2 separate regions of the Mus musculus genome follow, and region 1 is linked to region 2. The links are chromatin loops, found by intact Hi-C in ENCODE. Cell type or tissue: heart. All regions are shown on one strand.

The links. Peaks named below come from ENCODE experiments on the same cell type or tissue, not always from the same donor. Only the 100,000 strongest peaks of a DNase experiment are listed, where the experiment ranks them.
Region 1: it touches region 2 in a loop (7-fold over the local background); 12 of 42 quality-filtered maps call a loop at or near these places.

What each region holds. Positions count from the first base shown.
Region 1 is chr4:133,962,291-133,970,290 of GRCm38, reverse strand. It overlaps Hmgn2 (high mobility group nucleosomal binding domain 2), which reads left to right and starts at 2,300. Exons shown (of 6, transcript NM_016957.3): 1 at 2,300-2,496; 2 at 3,290-3,334; 3 at 3,496-3,525; 4 at 3,812-3,862; 5 at 4,245-4,340; 6 at 4,718-5,552. The coding sequence starts at 2,482. The coding sequence ends at 4,753. It overlaps Dhdds (dehydrodolichyl diphosphate synthase), which reads left to right. Exons shown (of 9, transcript NM_001362959.1): 9 at 1-1,263. In heart, a CTCF peak has its summit at 3,032; DNase peaks (open chromatin) are centred at 2,290 and 2,980; H3K4me3 peaks cover 3,381 bases; H3K27ac peaks cover 2,323 bases.
Region 2 is chr4:133,906,502-133,914,501 of GRCm38, reverse strand. No RefSeq gene overlaps it. Among named protein-coding and RNA genes, the nearest start is that of Rps6ka1, 23 kb to the right of the region's middle. In heart, no CTCF peak of the experiment used is centred here; a DNase peak (open chromatin) is centred at 3,531; H3K4me3 peaks cover 1,705 bases; H3K27ac peaks cover 1,690 bases.

The sequences.
Region 1 (8,000 bases), 56 kb before region 2:
CTGTGAGACCCAACCCCCTCCGTGACTACAGACAGGGTGGCAGAAGGGCCCATAGAGGTCCTAGAGTCTAATCCAATACAAGCCAATTTGTGTTTAACATACGAGGACTGAACAGAACCAAGCATTTCCCAGTGGCCTGAAGTCTTCTTCCCTTGCCATCTCAAACTGATTCCCACTCCCAGTCTAAAAGGTCCTCACAGCTCTTTGACCTGGCTCCCTAAGTAGGCCCTGAGACAGTTTGCTTTCTGCATGGCAGAACTTACTCTAGCCCTCTCAGCCTGTGAGGCCAACTCTTCCCCATCAGGAAAGAGGCAAGATTGCATCCTTTCCTGGCCTCCCCATGGGCTGAGGAGAGAAGATGACCTCTGAAGAAAGGTCTCTGCTGAGCTAGTCTGCTTCAGGTGTCTCTGAGCTGTGAGTACTAGCCAGAACCACCAACCAAATGTCACTCTGGTCTCATGCTGTCTGTAAGCCCTCCCCCCAGCACCTCCCTCCCCAAAACGTGCGCTATGCCTTCTTCCCCATCCCTATTTCTGTGCCCAGATGCCTGGCACTGGTGAACTTTTTGGCCATCTTCTTCCTATCAGAATCAAAAAAGGCCTGACACTGAAACCAAGAGCCAATCAGTGCACCCTTTGGCAAGGCCCCCTGTACACCTGGCACTCCCCAAAAGCAATCCCTGGCACAGAGATCCCCAAGAGCAGGTGCTGTGCATTTTCCAGCTTTACAATGAGGCTGTTGACAGCTTTAATTAGGGAGGCATGAATTATGTGGCTATAATACAGAGCCCTACAATTAAGGCGGGAATGAGAGGCTGGAGGCAGCAAACGGAATCTGCCGGGCAAGCAGGGCTGTTGAGGCCTGGCTGACTTTCTCTTAAGATTGGAGTACAGTAGCGGTGATTAATGGGGCTGGTATCTTCCAGCCCCAGGACCTGTATTCTGGGAAAGGTGCACAGGGTGGGGTGGAGGATGGCTGCCTCGGGAGCCACTGTGGGCGTGGAAAGGAGAGGCAGATCCACTGTTGTCCAGAGGCAAAGGCTGAAAAATGCTTGATTTGAATTCGCAGATGTCTGCTTTCTGCTGCCATGGCTATTACAAACTAGCTTCAACCCTTGCCTCAGAAATTAAGATGGGACCTATTTTGTGCCTTCCGCCTGAGCACCAAACACCCTATTGCAGATGTTAGCCAGTTGTGTTATGGATGTCAAAAAGAATTTAAAATTTTCTTTTTGAGATACAAGGTTTGTGTGGTAACTGCAAACGAGAGAAGGTTTTGCTTTACTGCTGCAGTTGGCCCCCTCCATCGGGTGCACTCAGCTAGCTCTAGAAGGCCGGACTTTGGGCGGGGGTGGCCTGGAAGGGCCCCTCTGCCATCACACCTGTTCATCTACTTGTTTCCTAATCTTCCGGCGCTTCCCTTCAACCGCCTTTTCCTCACGCAACCGAGAGCAAGCCAGCTCGATGGTGTGTGAGGCGGGCTTTAGCCAGCTGTGGCATCTGCAAAGCCCAGGTTCCATGGCCTCTGCTGAGTGGGGGCAGCTGGGTAGCTGCAGCCCAGACCCAGAGAGCCGAGTGGGAGGGGCGTGCTCCCGGGCTGGGGCGCCGGCTTTTCTCCACCATTCTGTGACAGGGGCCAGAGGGGATTTAAGGAAGCTACCAGGCAGATGTTGGGGGGCTGTTTAACGTTGGGGAGGCGGCTCAGCAGTAGGTGCTGAAAGGACAGCTCCTACCTGCCCCGCTGTACCCGAAAGGCATCCCTGTGTGGAAAGTCTCCCCTCCCAGCCCACACCTCCACATCCCGTGGACTGCTTTCCAGGTGAGCACACCGAGGGACTCCCCAAGGTGGCAACTCAAAAGGATGCACGTCCGACTGCGCCAAGCTTAGCCTCCCGGCTCTCAGCCCACGGGAGCCCGTGGTCCCCGGGGCTGCGGCCGGCGCGCTTCCCGCCGCCTCTGGAGCTGGGCGGCGCGGCCAGGCCTCACAAACCCCTCTGCTGGGGCCCCGGCGGGAGCAGGAAGGAAAGCGGCCGAGATGTGCCCAGTGTCGCACGGCTTGGAGAAGTGGGTAGAAGGGTTGCATAAGGTGGAAGGAACTTGGTAGTTTGCAAAAGCCAGGTCTGGGCGGGAGCGGAACCCCAAGCCTGCCGCCTCGCGCGCCCCTCATTTATTACCTCCGACTCCGAGGCGCGCCCCCTCCCCCAAGGCGCGCCGCCGTCTCGAGCGCCCTCCCCCTGCACCCCCTCCTCACTCCAGAGGAGGTGAGTTTAAACCCCGCCCACGTGACCCCAACTGGGCCAATGAGCGGCGACGGGAGGTGAAATCCGGTTCTAACCGGTCCGGGGCTCCCAGCGCTATAAAAACTTTATAAACCCCCCGGAGCCCGAGCAGTGTGAGGAAGCAGCGAGGACGACCCCCGGACGGAGCAAACCCGCGCGCCGCTGTATCCCCGTGCTCAGCGCCGACGTCCCCTGCCGCCACCATGCCCAAAAGAAAGGTACGTGGCGCGAGCGCGCGGGCGCCCCGGGACCACCGCCAGCCTCGGGCTCGGGACTCGGCGGTAGGTCGGGCGCGGCGCGAGGTTCCAGCCCGAGTCCGGCTGCGGGGCGAATCGTGCGAGGCGCGCTGCCCGCGGGCGCCAGAAGCCATATTGGAGGCTCGGTGGCGGTAGCAGGAGGAGCCATGTTGGCAGCTGTTTATCCCGCTCCCTGTGGCCGCCCGCGCCCCCTCCCCCACCGGCAGCCCCCTCCCCTCCTCCCTTCCTCCCGCGGGCGAGCGAGCGAACGAGCGGGCGATTCAAACCCGAAAGGGCGGGAAGGCGGCGCTCGGCTGGGCGGGCGGGGGAGCGCGCTGCCGCCAAAACTGCGTCCGCGAGGGGCGGGCCCGCGGCGTGGCTCCGCCCTCCCCGGCCGCCCACGTTCCGGGCGCACGAGACGCGCGCCCCCGCCCACGGCTTCCCCGAGCTCCCGCCCTCGACGGCTGCCATGGCAACGGCGCCAGGCGCCGCCTCCGGAGAGGTTTGTTTGCACAATCTGCAGCTGTTAATGCCTGGCGCTGGTGGCTCCGAGCGCCTGTGGGGCCAGGCTCCAGCTTCTCCCGCGCTCTGCGGCCAGCCTGCCCGGTCTTCCGTGCGTCTCGGACTTTAGTTGGGCCTTATCCCCGTTAAGGCTTCTTATATAAAACTTGGGTGTATGCGTTTTTAGAATGGGGTCTGACGGTTGCTGTTAAGTTCCGGTTCTCTGAGATTTGCCTCCGAGGTTACAAGTTTTGGTCTTTTTATCATTTTGTAGGCTGAAGGGGATGCTAAAGGAGACAAAACCAAGGTGAAGGACGAGGTGAGTCTTATCCATTGAGGGCAACGCACAAAGCCTTGCGTAGTAGCTACCAAGGTTCTGTGGTAGTAAATGACCACGAATTGTCTCATTAACTTTTCTTTAATGTGAAGCTGACTAGTGAGGAGACCTGTGCTTATTCCTCTTACTTTCTTTTTTAATAGCCACAGAGAAGATCTGCGAGGTTGTCTGCTGTAAGTGTATGCGTCTATTTCCTGATCTTTACCTGATACTGGGAACCACTTGGGGGCGGATCTCTGTGATCCCGTTGCATTATATATGGTGGCTGTTGCACATCTAGAGGTGTTTGCTGTTGTCCCACGTTCTGATGCTTAAGACTAAAGTGAAAGATGGCTTTTACATTGTAAAAGAAAGGTGATCCTGAGAACTAGTTTTCTAAGCTGTGGTTTGATGGGTTGTTTCTTGGGTCTGTGGTACTAATGGTTTCCTCTTCTCCCTCCCCCACTTTTCCAAAATAAGAAACCTGCTCCTCCAAAGCCAGAGCCCAAACCTAAAAAGGCCCCTGCGAAGGTAAGCCAGCCTGAGACACCGCGGTGCTAATTCTAGACTAGGAATTTTCAGAGAACTGTCCTTCCCCACCCTAGCCTAATTCAACGTGAGATGACTCCTTTAGTGGATGCCCTATGCTATTCTGATTGATAGCCTTGTTCCTGAGAACTTGTCCTGTTAGTGTCCTTGGCAGCAGTTATAGAAAACTACAATTGACCTTTAAAAAAGCATTTTTAGCTGTCCTATAATTTGAACAACTCTGGAGGACTGCAAATTGTAATTTATTTTAGCTTAGTAGAGGGGATATAGACAAGCCCTCTTTGTAGAACTTTGTAGGTTATGTCACAGTAACATAAGATGTGCAAGCTAACAAACTCTTGTATCCATCCTTCCTTGGTTTTAGAAGGGAGAGAAGGTACCCAAGGGGAAGAAGGGGAAAGCTGACGCCGGGAAGGATGCGAATAATCCTGCAGAAAATGGAGATGCCAAAACAGACCAGGTAGAGTGGCTGTTCGTTTCTTGTCGGGTGTACCTGCACTTAGTGATAGCCAAACTTCTTGTTACCTGTTATATCTGTGTCACACTGCATTAGATGTGATTTTCCTCCTGCCTGAAATCCTCAGAGGTCTACCATAACCTAAAGCTTGTCCTGATAGGTCACTCATGCTGGTACCATAGAGTTTTAAAGCTGGGAGTGACCTTTGGTCTTCTCTAGTAGGGGGGTGGTTGGCAAGTGGTCTGTTCTTCAGGTGCATGCATGGGGTCTTTTTAAGTACCCAAGACCTGGATTTTAGCCCGGAAACAAGATGATTCCATATAATACTATGAGCAGATAAATTTTGGTGTACATACTGACTTTATCTGTTTTTCATTTAGGCACAGAAAGCTGAAGGTGCTGGAGATGCCAAGTGATGTGTGTGCATTTTTGATAACTGTGTACTTCTGGTGACTGTACAGTTTGAAATACTATTTTTTATCAAGTTTTATAAAAATGCAGAATTTCGTTTTACTTTTTTTTTTTAAGCTATATTGTTAGCACACAGAACACTTCATTACTGGGTGGGGGAAGGATCATGTGTCAGTAACAAAATCTCTCCCAAGCTGGATTGAGGACAGAAAACCTCTTTCCCTGATAATTTTGGAAGGCTCCTGTTGGCTCCCAGGAGAGAGATCCTGGTCTTGACCTAGGTGGCCACCAAGGCACAACAATGCCTTGTGGTCTGGGGAAACTATAAATTCACTTTTATATCCTCTTCCCCCTGTACTATCAACATAGACTTAATTCCCTTAAAAACCAGAGACCTGTTGGAACCGGGCCCCCAAAATTGGTTTCCCAGTCCATTGAGTGATGGGGACTTTGCAGTGACTTCATTGAGTGTTCTCAAAAGAGCACTGGTTCCTTTTATAAAAGATTGTGGATCTTCAGATTGATAATTCTGCCTAAAAGTCAGGGTCGGCTTGTGAAAAGTTGTTAAAACAACATCCTTAATGTGAAATGTCAACCCTCACTCTAAGCTACTTCCCCCTTTTCAAAGCATTGAATGAAGACTTCATTGGGTTTTATAGTGGCTTTCTGATTTTGGTAGTCTATACAAGAAGGGAATTTGGAAGTTCTTGTATATTGTTGATTGTCTGCCCATGTCCTGCCTGAAATACCATGATTGTTTATGAAAAGAATCTTTAATAAAGCTGGTTACAGTTAGGCTTGGAATGCTGCCTCTGATCTTTCCCAACACTGGGGAACCTGCCTTCCAGGTCTCTTGTATTGATCCATTGCTCTTGGATCTGGTCACATGGTGGTAAGTGGAGGTGGGTATATATATATGCTTCCCAGAAATAGACTGGGGAGTGGGTTTGGGAAATGGTTCTTCAAGGACGTGTAGAGATTGATTGGCAGGCCAAGTTTGGTGCGGACACCTAGACCGACTAGAGTGCTGTTGGCCTTTCTTGGGGCAGTGTTCTTGTATCAAGGTCAAGCTAACAGTTAACTTCTTAAAGCTTTGGGATGGGTTTTCTGTCTGAGACGGTGGGAACAGTGTACTCATATATTGAATCTTAAGAAAAGAATGTTGGACCTGTACCTTGGGGACATTCACTCTGACTTTGGGGACAGTTCCAGAGAGGGGAGCCTGTGGTTATGGTTAGCAGGTTGGTGCTTGAGCAAAACTTGAAGCTATAATTGGGTTCAGTACCATTCTTCAGATTGTAAATATCGTTTAACCATGGACTGCATGCAGTTCTTCCATGAGCTGTGGCAGTCTCTGGGCCAGTTACCAAGTAGACATTGCCGCCATGTGTCATGGCAGGTAGTTTTCCCAGTTGCAGGTCACTGTTGCCAAATAATGGGATAAGTGTGTTGAGCTTCAACTTTGATCTCTATTCCCATAGATTGGCCGGTTTAGCATCTGCTTTGTTGGATCTACTAAAGCAGACACAGCCATGTGCCACCTGCTGTACTTTTATACTATTATACTGTAGCCCCACTACACTTGGGAGGCTTAGTCAAGGCCAAAGTTCAAGTTCATCCTAAACTATGCAGGTCCAAGACCAAATTTGGCCACATCAAAACCATTTCAGCACCAAAAACAGACCCTTCTGGGGCATTGATGCATGGCTCAGTGGTGACTTAGTGACTTACAGAAGTTGCTAGCTCACACATGACCGGCTAACCCCTGGTATTTTTAACTCTAGTTCTGACTGTCTGTGTACCAGGCGCACATGTGGTGCACAGACATGTAGACAAAAATTCTTAATAGTGAACTCTTACCAACTCAGGACCTGCTGTAACCAGTCTCAGCTCCCTCCCTGCGCCCCACCTATCCCCAGACACCATTTCTTTGCACAGCCATGGCTGACCTAGAATTCCCTCAGGAGACTCAGCTGTCCTCAGACTGTCTCTGCCTGCTTCTGCTTCCAGAGTGCTGGGATAAAAGGCTTGCCACACTACCACCGCTCAGTCCCAGCTCTTAGGGAAGGACATCTAAATACTGTTATTTATGGACATTGTCTGACTCTTCAAATATACCAATATGCAGAGGCAGGATTTCAGGGTTTTTTCCTCAGCTGAGTTGCCAGGGTTACCTAAGATTATCAGTAAATGCAGACATTTATGATTCACAACAGGAGCAAAATTACAGTTACAAAGTAGCCATGAAAATGCCTTGGTCGTGGGTCAGTACAACATGAACTAACTGTATTAGAACCACTGACAGAATCACAAGACAAGAGGGGCTGTTGGTGTACAGCTTTTCACCCCACAGCCCGTGACCTCCAGACCTGGCCTCATCTGATTTGGTCCAACAAATGATCTGTGTGTTGTGTGCAGGTTTGTGTAGACAGACACTCTTAATTCCAGAATGCTTGGATCATTCCTTTCCGCCCTGAAAAGCCACATGCTCACTGGCAGTCAATGCCCACTCCCCCTTCCGTAAGCCAAATCATCGATCTAAAGATTATTCAGAACATTTTTAAAATGTAATCAGAGTCTGGTTGTCTATTGAAACGTCGCATTGTGTTCAAGGCCATTCTTCATACAGAATTAATGCGTTGCTGCCCCTGAGGATGTTCTGTGGTGTCCACGCATGCCCCTTTACATCTACTCATGAATTACAGGACACTGGAGTTTCCACTTGGGGCTGGTCTAAGTGTTGTGTCAGCTCACTTCAATTGGGCATGGTCCCAGGAATGGAGTTTCTGCATTGCATGGTGACTCAACTTTCTGAAGACTGCCCAGGTTCTTAAAGTGGTGGCCCCATTTAATGTTTCCACCAGTGACCTTTGAAGGTTCCGTGCCTTCGCATCTCCCTCGACCAGTGCCCATTTTTCTTCTAGATATCCTAGTGAACTGCATTTGTGGCTTTGATGTGAATTTAGTGACTAGGATACTGGATATCTGGTAGTTTTGTAAGCCATTTGTATATCTTTGTAAGTATTTGTGTATATACATGCTGGGGACCAATCATGTAAAGATCAGAAAGTGGTATGTCTCCCTCAATTGTTCCGTTTTACTTTTTGAGCTAGGGTTGCTCAAAAACAACCTAGAGCTTGCTGATTGTCTAGCTCAGTGACCAGATGAGCTGGTTAGCCCTGTCTACCTCCCATTAAGATTATAGAACACCTGGCCTTATTCATTTGATTGGCCCTAGAGAACCAGACTCAG
Region 2 (8,000 bases):
AAATGGGAATGGGTGGGTAGGGGAGTTGGGGGGGAGGGTGGGGGGGGACTTTTGGGATAGCATTGGAAATGCAATTGAGGAAAATACGTAATTAAAAAAACCACTATGACCTTTCATAATTACACTAAAAGGAAAAATAGACTTGGGACAGATTCATGAACAAGGAAAACCATTCATCCTAGGCCAGGTCCAAGGATGAAGCCACAGGTGAGCACTAGGATAAAGCAAGGCCATGGGAAACTGTTGCTGTGAACTTATAATGAGCTTGTAGAACGAAGCACTGCTTTGAACTGACTATAGACATCCTTCTGTAACTCCCCTTTTGTGTAATGTTTTGTCTATGAGATAATTTTATAAAAAAAAAAAACTTTGTCTAAGAAAATACAAAAAGGTCAGAGGGAAGGAATAAGGGGTTGGCATCTGGGGCTCTGCCTCAGCCACCCAATTGTACATATGTATATGTCTGTTTGTCTATACATATATATGTAGGTCTATGTGTATGTATGTAAGTATGTGTGAACACTTGTGGAGCTGAGAAGACAGGTGGTCAGGCCTAAGCCCATGAGTGTGTGTGTGTGTGTGTGAATGTGTATGTGTCTGTGCTTATGGCCTAAATAAAACATTTCCTTTCTGTGCGTGTGACTTTCTTTTCCTTTTTATCTGGGTCTCAAAGAGTTGACAAAACTCTGAGCATCTCTAGAATAAAAGAACAAGAGCCTGAATAAGCTAACTCCTTTATTTTATTACCCGCCCCACCCCACTGTTAAACAGCAGGTATCAATCCCCAGAAGCCAGCAGTTTCTGGACCCAGAAGAGCAAAGAGTTAGAAGAAAACAAAACAAAACAAAAAAACCCCCAAAAGCTAGCTACTTTTGCCCTAGCAATCACAACTTTTGCCACGATGATCGCCAATGTCTCCATTGATTCCTTCTTCAGCAAAGGTCCCTGGCAGATGGACCCCATAGGCTCACAGAGACTTGTGGCCTTGTTGGAGGAACTATGTCACTGGGGGCAGGCTTTGAGGTTTCAGATGTTCCAGCCAGGCCCAGCATCATCCTCTCTCTCTGCTGCCTGCAGATCGAGATGTAAAACTCTCAGCTCCTTCTCCAGCACCAAGTCTGCCTGCAAGCTTCCATGCTTCCTACTCTGATGATAATGAACTAAACCTCTGGAACTGTAAGCCAGCCCAATAATAAATCTAATTATTAATTATATATAAATATACAGTATCTATAACTTATAATATTTAAAAGTTGCCACGGTCATGATGTTTTTCACAGCAATAGAAATCCTAACTGAAACAGTATCAAGAAGGTTAACCCATGATTTTAAAATTACTGTCACTTCTGGTAAACTTCATTAGGCTGATACTCAATTGACTAATGTTAGGATCTCCTGCTCAAAGGAAACGCAAGTATACTTGAATTCTGAAATGTCTGTTTTCCTTTTTCCTTCTTCTGCACTCCCCTCTTCCTGTAGTTATTGATACAGTAAGTCTCTGTTGCTGACTACAGTCCTGGTTTCTTACTTCTTTGTTTTCATTTGGTTTTTAGGTTTAGATGAATTGATTGATTGGTTGATTGATTGATTGATTGATTTTGGTATTTTTTGAGGCAGAGTTTCTCAGGCAGTTTTGACTATCCTGGAACTTACTTTGTAGACCAGGCTGGCCGGCCTCAAGCTCACAGAAATCTGCCTGCCTCTCTGCCTCCAGAGTCCTGGAATTAAAGTCATAAAATTTGGATAATTTTTGAGACATGTTAAAGCTGCCTTTTAACTCCTTTTGTAGCCTAGACTAGCCACAAACCCAAGAGTGTCATGCCTCTGCCATGTAAGAGCTGGGATTACAGGCATACACTATCACATTGGGCTCCTGCATCTTTATGTGTGCAATTCTCTCTCTTGTTTAGAATGGTCTTTTTAAAGATTTACTTATTTATCTTATGTGTATGAGTACACTATAGGTGTCTTCAGACATACCAGAACAGGGCATCAGGTCCTGTTACAGATAGTTGTGAGCCACCATGTGGTTGCTGGGATTTGAACTTAGGACCTCTGGAAGAGCAGTCAGTGCTCTTAACCACTGAACCATCTCTCTAGCCCTAGAATGTTCTTTCTAAATGATCCACACATCCTTCAGCATTCACCCCTCAGCACACTGGCATAGGGATTAAAAGCCAACAAAGGCCACACCTCCCTATAAGCCTATTTCTTTCAAACCACCACAAATCCCAATAGAAAGCAATGTGTGTCTGCTAAGAACAACCTGATCCTGCACGTGGCAGTTCTGGAAAACTCCACCCGTGGAAATTCGTGGAAGTCCCCTGGGTAGCAGGAAACAGGATGATGCTATTGTTTATTAAAAGAAAGAACTGGATATAAGCTGGAATGCAGGTCAGTTGATAGTGTTATCTAGCATGCATGAAGCCCTGGGTTTGATCCCTTGCACTGACTCAAACTGGGCATGGTGGCACACACCGTGCAAAACACTTGGGTGGAGGAATAGAAACAGAATAATCAGAAGTTGAAGATCAGCTATGCCTGCAAGGCCAACCTGGGCTAAATAGGAGCTTGTCTGCAACAACAACAACTACAACGAACTTAGCCTACCATTGTATTTGACTTTGCTGTACCAAGGACTGAAAACAGAGTTTCACACACACTGGGTAAGTGCTCTACCACTGAGCTACATCCGCAGTATAACTTTGGACAAGTTATTTCTCTGAATCTAAACTTCCTTCTTACATAAGAGTGTCTACTCCTTAATTTGGTAAGGAACGCAGTTACCATGTATACAAAGGTACTCTGTAAGAACCCAGCTTAATCAGCCTCATTAAATTTTATCAACTTAATTTTTTTGTTCCATTTATTTTTATCGGGATTGGAGATGCAGCTACATGCAAATGAGGGTCAGACAACAATTTTCTGGAGTCTTATTTTTCTCCTTCTACATCTGCATGGACTCTGGGGATCAAACTCAGGGCCTAAGATTTGCACAGCAAACGCTTTATTCACTGATCCATCTCGCTGGTCCAAATATTACCCACTTTCAGGAACTGGGAATAAGAATACTTTTATTATCACTGATCTTTGATTTCACTAGGTAAGCAGGCTTTTAGGAAAGGTTGCTTTGTTGTTCAAGGCCTTGCTGCTTTAGGGAGGGATCAATTCTCATCTATTTAGATTACTGACTGAGGACACAGCAAGGAGGCTGGGTAACCGTACTCCAGTGCTCTCTCTGTCCAGAGTAAGATTCACAGTAGCTAGAGGAAATCACTGGTCAGCCGTCGCCATGACAACATCAGACCGTCCTCCGGTCCATCAACGGAAGGGGGCGGTGTCTGGAGAGTAGATCGCCTAGGTGGCCACGCGTGCCTGGGTCGCATGCAGCCCAGAGGAGTCCTCGGGTGCCAGGCAGGCACTGCTTCCTCTGTCCGCACGGGGGCGACGCAGAGCTGAGCTCCGCGCGTGCGTGGGAGCCAGTGACCGCACTGGGTCCTCTGGGCCCGAAACTGGAAGCTCCCACAGGCTCCCCTCCAAGCGTCTGATCTGACGTCGTCCACGACACACGACAGCCTCTCCCAGGACCGCCCAGCTCATGTACGGCTCTGACCCGACCATCACAGCCCTCACCGAGGCCGACACCAGACCCAAGCTTCCCAGGGACCAGCTTTGGCTATCGCCAGTCCCAGGAGGCCCAGGGAGCACGCGCACGCACGTGTGTGGGCGGGGCTTCAGGTTGGAACGCCCCCTCAGGGGCGGGGTCATAATCTGGGGAGCGCGCGGGGTGATGGGAGCAGTAGCCACGCGGAAGCCAAGCGAGCACGGGGCTGATTTACAGGGCACCACGTGGCTTGGTGGGTTTGGGTGCTCGATGCTGGCCCTAGGGTATCTCGGAAATGGGCTCCAGTCGTGCCATGTGTCGGAACGCGGCTTGGGGGAGGACATACAGGACAGTCCTGGGGCCCAGTCTGGGACTAGATCTAGGTCCTTGGTTTATAGAGTTAGTCGGAGGTCCTTGGTGTGTCATCCACGCTTTAACATTCCAGCCATTGCCCAGGCTTGTCACTTGGCGGCACCCTCCCGCCACTCACAGCAGGATATGCCCTTCTCAGAACCCAGCCAAACAGAGAGGCTCATGAGCGCTTCATCTTCAGTTTCAACAAGATTAGGTTGCCAGGCATGGTGGCTCATGCCTGTCATTCCTGGGGCGGGAAGGTCTTGGAGCCCAGCCCTGGCTACATAGTGAGTTCCTGGCTTTTTGAATACAAAGTGAGACCCTGTGTTAAAGAACTAAAACAAACAAAACCGAACAAGCATCCAAAACCTAAAACAAGCAAGCTAGACAGATAGAGGTGAGTTCTCCCGAGTCCGTTTGTGACTCCAGCAGTTTCCCTTACAGGGAGGGCTGGGGGACAGCCTCAGCAACTTAACACTGAATGCTATTGTTAACTGAAGTGCACCAGGGATAGGAGGGAGATGCATTTTCTTTCTGTTTTCTGGGGTTCAGCATAGACTGGACGTACCAATAAACCCTGCCTGCTCGCTCGTTCTCTCTCTCTCTCTCTCTCTCTCTCTCTCTCTCTCTCTCTCTCTCTCTCTCTCTCTCTCTCTCCCTCCCTCCCTTCCTCCCCCCCCCTTTTAATATGAGGCCCTGGCACAGCGAAAGTTAAAACATTTAAAATGTAATTCTAATTCATAAATCTTTTTAAAAATTAACCTTACAAAAACCAATTTAAGCCGGCCATAGTGACACAGGACTTTAATCTCAGGACTTGGGAGGCAGAGGCAAGCAGATCTCTGAGGTTGAAGCCAGCCTGGTCTACAGAGCACTCAGAGAAATCATGCCTTAAAAAAAAAAAAAGTGAGGCTATGCCAGTGCCTGGCAAATACAGAAGTGGATGCTCACAGTCATCTATAGGATGGAACACAGGGCCCCCAATGGAGGAGCTAGAGAAAGTACCCAAGGAGCTGAAGGGGTCTGCAACCCTATAGGTAGAACAACAATATGAACTAACCAGTACCCCCAGAGCTCGTGTCTCTAGCTGCATATGTAGCAGAAGATGGCCTAGTTGGCCACCATTGGGAAGAGAGGCCCCTTGGTCTTGCAAACTTTATATGCCCCAGTACAGGGGAACGCCAGGGCCAAGAAGTGGGAGTGGGTGGGTAGGGGAGCAGGGCCGGGGGTGGGGGTATAGGGACTTTTAGGATAGCATTTGAAATGTAAATGAAGAAAATATCTAATAAAAAATTTGAAAAAAAAAGAGAGAGAACTTTCAGGTTTTGTTTTGTTTTGAGACGGGATTTCTCACTGTGTAGACCAGGCTAGCCTTGAACTCAGATTCGCCTGCCTCTTTCTCCGAGCATTAGGATTAAAGACATGAACTGCCTTGTAGAACTAAAAGTCCTCATCCTTTTACTTTTTTTTTTCACACACAGTATTTTTGTGTTTACCGGCTTGAGAGATCCTACATATATAAATAAGAAGAGGTCACATGCCTATGGTTGACTCAATCTATACTGTCCTGTGTTTGTGTCAATACATAATAGATAGGATTGTTATTTAAAGAGTCGGTATTTCCAGAAAATGAACATTTACAATTCAGTTAGTCCACCAGTAATGAACTCTTAGTTTGGGCCTGTGCTTATAACAATATAACAGAACTACGTGATCACTGTCAACAGTTTTAGAGGGAATATTGGTAAGAACCAAGAAAGTCATCAAGATTAAGTCTCCTTGGTTACTTGCTCTCCTCCAGCCTGCATTGGCTTGCTTATTTGGTTCTGGTTTGGTTGATAGGGTCTCTCTGTGTAGCCCTGGTTGGCCTGGAACTCCCTCTTTAGACCAGGCTGGCCTCGAACTCACAAATATCCTCTGACTCCCTAGTGCTGGTTTGTGTGAAACGTGTTTGCCACCACCCTGGACCAGCTGATATTGTCTTATTATGTTGAGGCATAGTCTGTGTGACCCAAATTAAACCTGGAACTGACAATGTAGCCCAACCTGGCCCTGAACTTCGAGCAATCCTCCTGCCTCAGCCTCCCAAGTACCGAGAATACAAGTTTATTCTGTAAACTATACTGGATGGATTGGTTAATGCTAAGTAATTCATGCAGTGGGAATCTGGGGTCTGGACAAAGTTGTCCAGGGAGGGTTCCTTGCTAGGGTCACACAGCTAGGACGGAATGGCACAGCCCGGAACCCGGCCCAACTTTATCTGATTCCATGCCTCTGTTGGTCTCTTCCTGTTAGTGTTCAGCTGACTTCCTTCCAATCTTTATTTCTGTGCAACAGGGCAAAAATATTTACATGTAAATATTCATCGTTTTTCCTCCTCCAGCCTTGGTTCGAAACATATTGTGACAATTGCCAAGGAAGGGGGTAGACATGAAGCACAAGCCTGCTGTGTTCTGGAGGGATTCCTCCCAGGCCCACTCAGGAAAAGCTGCTGGCAGAGCAGGGGTGGCAGAGCAGTGGCAGAGCCAGGAGGGTTAGCGACTCAGAGAGGGGAGACTAAGCAGGGCATTCTAGAACTGCTCTGGCAACTTGGGACGTGGAGGAAGTCTTAGGATTCTGAGCATCTGTCTGCTGCAAGATGCCCTGGGTAATGCCAGCCCTGCAAACCCCTCAGCCTCCCGTGCAGGCTTTTGCCTCTTGTCTGTGCATTTGAGCTTAGATGGGTTATTAGGGGAGGAAACCGGACCGGTTTATTTAGGCATGTGAACTTTGTACTCTTTCTCTAAAAATTTATTTTTTTTCTTTTAGTGTGTATGAATGTTTGCCTGCATGCATGTAATTGTATTGTGTGCATGCCACGTGCCTGTGGAGGTCAGGAAAGGGTGTCAAATGCTCTGAAATGAGAGTTACAGACAGTTGTGAACCACCACATACACACTCCTAAGCACACCCACTCATCTGCACGCAAACTTCTACACACACACCCATGCATATGCATAAATAATAAATACATTTAATTATTTTTAGAAGAAGAAGAGAAAAATAACTGCTGGAGCCAAGCATTGTGGTTCATGTTTGTAATCCTAGTACCTGGGAGACAGAAGCAGGAGGACCAGGAGTTCAAAGTCATCTGTGTTGGTATAGCAACGGATCTGTCCTCGCCCAGCCCCCCCCCCCCCCCAAGCCACCAAATACACACAAAAGAGAAACCCAGAGAAGCTTGCTGCTTTGCCGGTTCTCAGTTTTGTGGTCAGGGGGGACTCTTCCTGCCCTCTTTGCTTCCATTGCAAAAATGCAGAACTTCTCTGTTTCTTAATCTGTGTCTTCTTGTAACTTCATTTTATTCTTAAAGACAGGATCTCTCTGTGTTGCCTTAGCTATCCTGTAACTCACTCTGTAGACGAGGCTGGCCTCCAACTCACAGAGATGCACCTACCTGCCTCTGCCTCCTGAGTGCTGGGATCAAAGGTGTGGGCCAACACTGCCAGGCTTCTAATTTCCTTTCTTATTTTTAAAATTCTTTTCCATTTTTGTTATGGGTCTGTGTACACGAGTGTGGGTGCCCAAGGAGCCCAGAGGTGTCAATCTCCCTGGAACTGGGGTGACAGGCAGTAGTTATAAACTGCCTGATGTGGTGCCAGGAACCAAACTTTCAGATCCTCTGTAGGAGCAGTAGCTACTCTTAACCGCCGAGCCCTCTCTCGGCCCTTGTTCCAATTTCTTACTGACTTTTGACTTTTAGTTTGTTCTTTTGTTTTTTTGTTTTAACTTTTTTTTTTAAAGATTTTATTTAATTAAAGTATATGAGTACGCCTGGAGTGGTGGCATGCCTTTAATCCCAGCACTTGGGAGTGCTGCAGAGGCAGGCAGATTTCTGAGTTGGAGGCCAGCCTGGTCTACAGAGTGAGTTCCAGGACAGCCAGGGCTACACAGAGAAAAAAACCCTGTCTCGAAAACCAAAAAAAAAAAAAAAAAAAAAGTATATGAGTACAATGTCATGTCTTCAGGTGCACCAGAAGAGGGCATCAGATCCCATTACAGA